2 separate regions of the Homo sapiens genome follow, and region 1 is linked to region 2. A link is an interaction called in ENCODE POLR2A ChIA-PET data of the cell type or tissue named here. Cell type or tissue: IMR-90. All regions are shown on one strand. Links, peaks and the distances in the headings refer to the core of each region. The heading gives the core; the rest is flanking DNA.

Region 1 (2,925 bases), core at 199-2,698, 880 kb after region 2:
GCACTGAGGGCCAGTATGTAATTACTCTCTACATGGCTACACATTTTTATCCACCACATGTATATAGTGGCAGCTCTATCAAACCAGATAGGCATCCACTTATCCATCCATCCACCCACCTAGCCAGTGTTTATTCTCACTGACTCAGGCATGGTTTAGGCAATAGGTATCCAAGGATGGATCCCCAGTCCCCGACCTAAACAAATTCTAAATGCTTCTTTTCTTTTCTTTCTTTCTTTTTTTTTCCCCCAGAGACAGGGTCTTGATCTGTCACCCAGGCTAGAATGCAGTGGCACAATCATAGCTTACTGCAGCCTCTAACTCCTGAGCTCAAGCAATACCCCTTCCTCAGCTTCCCAAATACAGAGTGCTTTTGAATAGATTCAATAATTCAGTCCTTATAATAACCCTATGAAGTGACTTCCTATTTTAAAGATGAGGAAACAAAATCACAGAGAGATGGAGTAATTCATCCAAGGTCACGTTGCCAGAAAGTGGCAGTTAGCATTTGAACCCAGGCAGTCTAGATGTAGAGTTTGTGTTCATATAGTGCATCTCAATTACTTCATACATTATACCAGAACAATTGCCTGATTAAGTGTAATACATTTTACTACTTTATAAGAAAGTATTATAGAATCCATATATAATAAGAATGGCAACTATATGAATTTAACCCAAGCCCAGGGCAAACCATGCCCTTACCCCTGTGTATACATGCACTCATATAAAACATACACATACATACACTCATATAAAACATACAAACTATGTACAATGCCCCCTTTTTTAGTTATTAAGCTATATAAGTAAGGCCTATTCACAATCATAATATCAGGATAATTTGTGCTGTTCTACCATTCTATGTTGATACTTATTTTTTTTATCAGTTATCCAGAAAAGAACAGAAACAGCACAGCTGATAGAAACGGATGTATGTGGTGATGAATGGATGACATGTTTCTTTGAGCAGGAGTTGATTCTGAGTTTCCCTTTTCCCTACTCAACTTTCTGAAGTTGAATTTTGAAAGGTTTAGTTTTGAGATTCATGATTAAAAATAATATTAATAACAAATTATATTATCAAGAATGTTTGACCCCATGAATTTAAAGCATGTAGTGAGGATATATGAATCTCACAAATTTAGCACAGTTATGAGATCATGAATTTGAATTAGCTGGGTTCAATCACAGCTCTGCACCTATCTGTAGGAAAAGGTGAAATGAGCTCTCTGCATCTCAGTTACTCCACTGGTAAAATAAAATCAATGGCAATTGTCATGAGAATTAATGAAATAATATGTAAAATGTTCCCCACAGAGGCTGCCACATTGTGTGCAACTGCCACTGTTAGCTGTTAATATTAGCTACTACCTTACAATAAACATAACCCAATGGTAGCCTTTGAAGGAAAATTGATACTTACAGAAGTTTGAAATTTTGGTGTTCAAAACTGTGATCAATCATGACTCAGCTTTTATCAGAACATACTGGATGTACTAGTAGAAAATGGCTATTCACATATGTACAAACATACAAAACTATTGCACAAACAGACTTCTAAGAAAAGTCATGACTTATGCAACCAGAATGCAGGGAGAGGTGGTAGTATTGCTAAATGGTTTTTATAGCTATTTGACTGTTTGCCCCTCCCATTATCCACTCTGGATTCTACAAGAAACCTTCCTCCTCTTCTATGTCATTCTTCATTTAAAACTGTCCAAGGATTTCAATATGGGAAATAACTAACAGTCACAAGCCACAGGTTAGTTGCCTGGGAGCCAGGTGGAGCCAAAAATTTTTTTTTACATTGAGACCTGAAAATATAGATTTTTGTTCTGCTGACATGCAGAAAGACAGGGCCACAAAAACAGAACTTTTTTTGAAATGAACAACTATAATCTCTGATTGGCTCAATGAACTATTCTAAAGTTAGGTCTCAAATTCCAAGCCCCTTTGTTCTGTTGTGGAAGGAAGTCGTGATAAGAAAAGAATTATACCAGGCCTCTTTGTGGAATTAAGTCAAACCTTGATTTTCCCACATGATTGTATTATATTTTGTTAAGAATCCAAATACTCTGTAGCAAAGGCTGAAATTCTAGGAGAGCTATCAGAAGTAGAATTTTTCAGACTGGAAGAATATCCAGGTATTTATAAAATCGACTAAATCCTAGAATCTATAGTCAGATATCACCTCAGTATGGTTTGCTGACATTTCACAAAGCAACTTCATATTGTTATTTATCATTCAACTGCTTTTAAAATGTGCTGAGTGGCTATTGTGTGTCAGATACTGTTCTAGCGGCTGGATATACAATGATGAATAGGTCTGGCTCCTACCTTCATGGAGCTCAGCCTTATTGAATAGATACATAAGCAGCTGTTCTCCCTGGACTAGGTTAGATGCCCTTCCTCTGTGGCTCTTCCATATTTTGTTTACCGATCAGCATATCTGTTGCATTGAGATTACTTGTGACTTGTCTCTTCCTTTAGAAGCTATGCTCTTTCAGGACAGAGCCCGTGCCCTGTGCTCCATTATATCCCCAGCTCTGGCTCAGTGTCAGACTCACACTGACTGCTCAATAATCTTTGTTGAATGAGCAAATGCAGTGTGCTACATGCTATTATCAACTCTTGGGCACAGCATCATGAAAGTGAAGAGCTATCAGCCGGGCGTGGTGGTTCACGCCTGTAATCCCAGCACTTTGGGAGGCTGAGGCAGGAGAATGGCTTGAACCTGGGACGTAGAGGTTGCAATGAGCCAAGATTGCGCCATTGCACTCCAGCCTGGGCAACAGAGTCAGACTCCGTCTCAGAAAAAAGTAAAGAGCTATCAAATTAGTTGGGTTTAATCCCATGAATTTGCTTCCTGTTGCAAATTAATTTATTCCTTAAAAACAAAAAATAGCTTTGTTCCAAAGGTCT
Region 2 (2,925 bases), core at 160-2,659:
TAAGCCTGCCAGCCTGATAGAGCCAGCACCAACATGAATATCAACCCAAAACCTCTTGGCCTAATGAAAAATAGCTCGATGGGGGAATGTGAAGCTTTTGTAAAAACTGGTGACTGAGTTTGAGATAGGGAAAGAATTTTAGGAGGCATCTGCCCCTCTTTCCTCTTGGTCAATGATGGCTTCTGCCTAGTTGTGCTTTCTGCATGTTGTGGGTGAAAAATGGAGATAAAAAGTAATTATTCTACAGCAACTTAACCTTTTGCTGATATTTGGTAGAAAGTGATAAACTTTCAACTTTCTGTCATTATTTAGCATGTAGTGTATAAATTAGCTGGAAAAAATTCTGTTTGAATAGATGAAGACATATTTTCTACGGATTTTACCTTGAAAGTGAGAAATACAAAGGTAATTTTCTGTTTGTGAATGTTTGTTTTAGGGTTCTATTATTTGCAGTGCCATTTAGAATTTTGGAAACATTAGAGTCTATATTCCATTCCTCCTGTCTTTCTTAAACTTGGATCAATTTTCTCCGGGTGAAGTTTAAAATAATAAAAACTGGGAAACCATTTACTCAATGCCTCCTGTTGCATAGCAATCTAAACAAACAGGCCCCTTTCCTCTGTTAAGAACTTCCAATAAGACAAATCACAAAGCTTGTGTTTAAAAAAATGATTTCCAAGTTCCCCACCCCCAACCCCATTTGAAAGCTTCCTTTAAAAAAAATAGAGGCAAAAGATTGTAGACAAGAAACTTAATTGACTTTTTAGTGAGTCACTTCTCATGCTACTACAGGGATTAGAAAACTCTTTTGTTTGCGGTGAGGCCAGAGGATCTGAACTGGACACATAAATACCAAGCCAACCAAAGCAGGACAAATAATAAGAAATAATAGTAACCATCAGGTGGTCAGTATCTTCTGTGTAGCAGACACAGTGCCATGTAAGTTATCTAATCTTATAACAAACTTCCTGTGTTGGATATCTTACATTTGCACCCCCAGGTCCTCTCTCTACTCTTTTCCATCCTGTTCTCTGCCCAGGGAGGATGACCTATTTAGACAGCAGCAAAGGGCTTGCTTACCCAAGAGTACTGGCAGGAGAGAGGAAGGAGGAGGTAAGATCAGAGTATGTTCCTGGCCCCTTCTCTGCTGGTTCCTGCAGGTTGGCTGTGTCCCTCTACCCAGAGATACAGCTCCTGCCAGGCAGCCCTTTCCATTCCACTCCCCTCCCTGGCTTCCAAGAATGGCTCCTCGATGCTTCATTCAGGTCTAGTGGTGGGAAGAGCTCCCTGCGGTTGCCAGCTCCATATCGAAGTGAACTCTTAGGCAATGTCTTCTCATGCAATTTATTGGGAAATCAATCAGAGATTGACCTTTGCTAGACAACCTCTAGTGTCTTGTAAACATTATTTAAATTTTAAATTATTTGTCTTTTCAAAATCATGGGCTGTGGCACTAAGTAGTTTTGGCCTTGACTGTAAGCTTTGTCAACATTGAACACCTGGACAAAGTATTAACCTAGCAGAGCCTCAATTTACTAAAAATTAAAGAGTAACAGTAATATCTACCTTACATGGTATTGTGAGAATTCAGTGAACATATATAAAATTTTATTACAAGATACAGCACATAAATCTAATTTTATTCCTCTTTTTTCCCTCTTTCTTTCCTCCAACTAGGGGCCAAATTTAGCTAACATTTACTGAGTGATTATTATGTGTCATGTACTAGTTTAAGCATTTTATACATATTAATTGATTTACATCAATCCTATATACTATTATCCTCTCTTTTACAGATGGAGAAATCAAGGTGCAAAGAGGTTAAGAAATTTGTCCAAGGTTTGCCAGGACATAGATGGGAGTACTAATTCACAACTAGATGGTAAACTTTTCAAGGCAAAACCAACTGTATACCAAATTTCTTTCTTTCTTTCACAGGGCCTAGCATGATGTCTTCCATATGCAGGTGTTCAATAAGTGCTGATTTTATTCCAGGAGCAGAGGCAATTAAGCTAGGGTTGCAATAGTTAGGGAGCCAGGAGATCCACATGGTCAAAGTAGCAGCTGCTTTCACGAAGCAGTAATGCGTGCCGCTCGAATTTGGATGCAAGGTCCTGGTAACTGAGGAATGGGCTGTTGCTGGAAGATAGAGCAGAGAGCAGCCAGTTATCTTGCGGAGGGGTGAGGAAGGAAAGAGAACTTGAGCTGGGAAGCCAGCAACAGTGGAAAGCTCCCCAAGTGAAGCTTGAGCTCCTCTCTCAGCAATCCTCCTGGCCTTGAGGAGACAGTAAATCTCACTCCATCCTGTGGTTATACCACTGAAGCATCTTTAAAAACACTTAGTCCCAAACAATGGGCCCTTTCCTGCTGCTTTTCTTACCTGAGCCAGCAACCTCAGAGCTTTCTGGGATTTCTGTTAAAAACACCGAGATCCCAGGACTCCTTCTCTATCAACACAACTGTCGCTCACGCCAAGCATGGGACATATGGCCGAGCATCTGGGAGGGAGAAGATGGGCCAGGAGTGCTGGCAAGCGGCACATGCTTTCATTATAATGGATGTGTCACAGTAAATCATTTTGTAAATGTCCCCTCCCCCTGTGCTGCATAGCAAAACATAAAGGAAGACGAATTACCCACAGCACCACAATGCTGGTTGAATATGCCAAAACTTGTGCCTGAGACACTTAGTGACATTTCCTTAAATATCTTTTTAATATCTTGGCCAGGTTGGGCATACCAATGGCATTACAGAGCTTGCAAATCAATACCCCAGCTGTTTTGGTTTTTTAATAAAACTGAATGTGATCTATTTTAAATGATTGCCTTCCACCCCTCTAATTTTCTACAGGGCTTTCAGAGAGCAAGACTGTGGGCAGCCCTGAAGTCAGGACTTGGCTCTGAAAGGGTAGTTGTTCCTTTTGGG

What was found. ChIA-PET counts read pairs that join two places held together with the same protein. Peaks named below come from ENCODE experiments on the same cell type or tissue, not always from the same donor. Only the 100,000 strongest peaks of a DNase experiment are listed, where the experiment ranks them.
Region 1: POLR2A ChIA-PET joins it to region 2 with 5 read pairs; 1 of 35 experiments calls an interaction of 5 or more read pairs at or near these places.

The regions. Positions count from the first base shown.
Region 1 is chr3:149,372,531-149,375,455 of GRCh38, reverse strand. It overlaps TM4SF1 (transmembrane 4 L six family member 1), which reads left to right. Exons shown (of 5, transcript NM_014220.3): 3 at 1-13. Among named protein-coding and RNA genes, the nearest start is that of TM4SF1, 3.7 kb to the left of the region's middle. In IMR-90, for the core only: no CTCF peak of the experiment used is centred there; a DNase peak (open chromatin) is centred at 1,575; H3K4me3 peaks cover 378 bases; H3K27ac peaks cover 1,385 bases.
Region 2 is chr3:150,249,657-150,252,581 of GRCh38, reverse strand. No RefSeq gene overlaps it. Among named protein-coding and RNA genes, the nearest start is that of LINC01213, 13 kb to the right of the region's middle. In IMR-90, for the core only: no CTCF peak of the experiment used is centred there; no DNase peak of the experiment used is centred there; H3K27ac peaks cover 884 bases.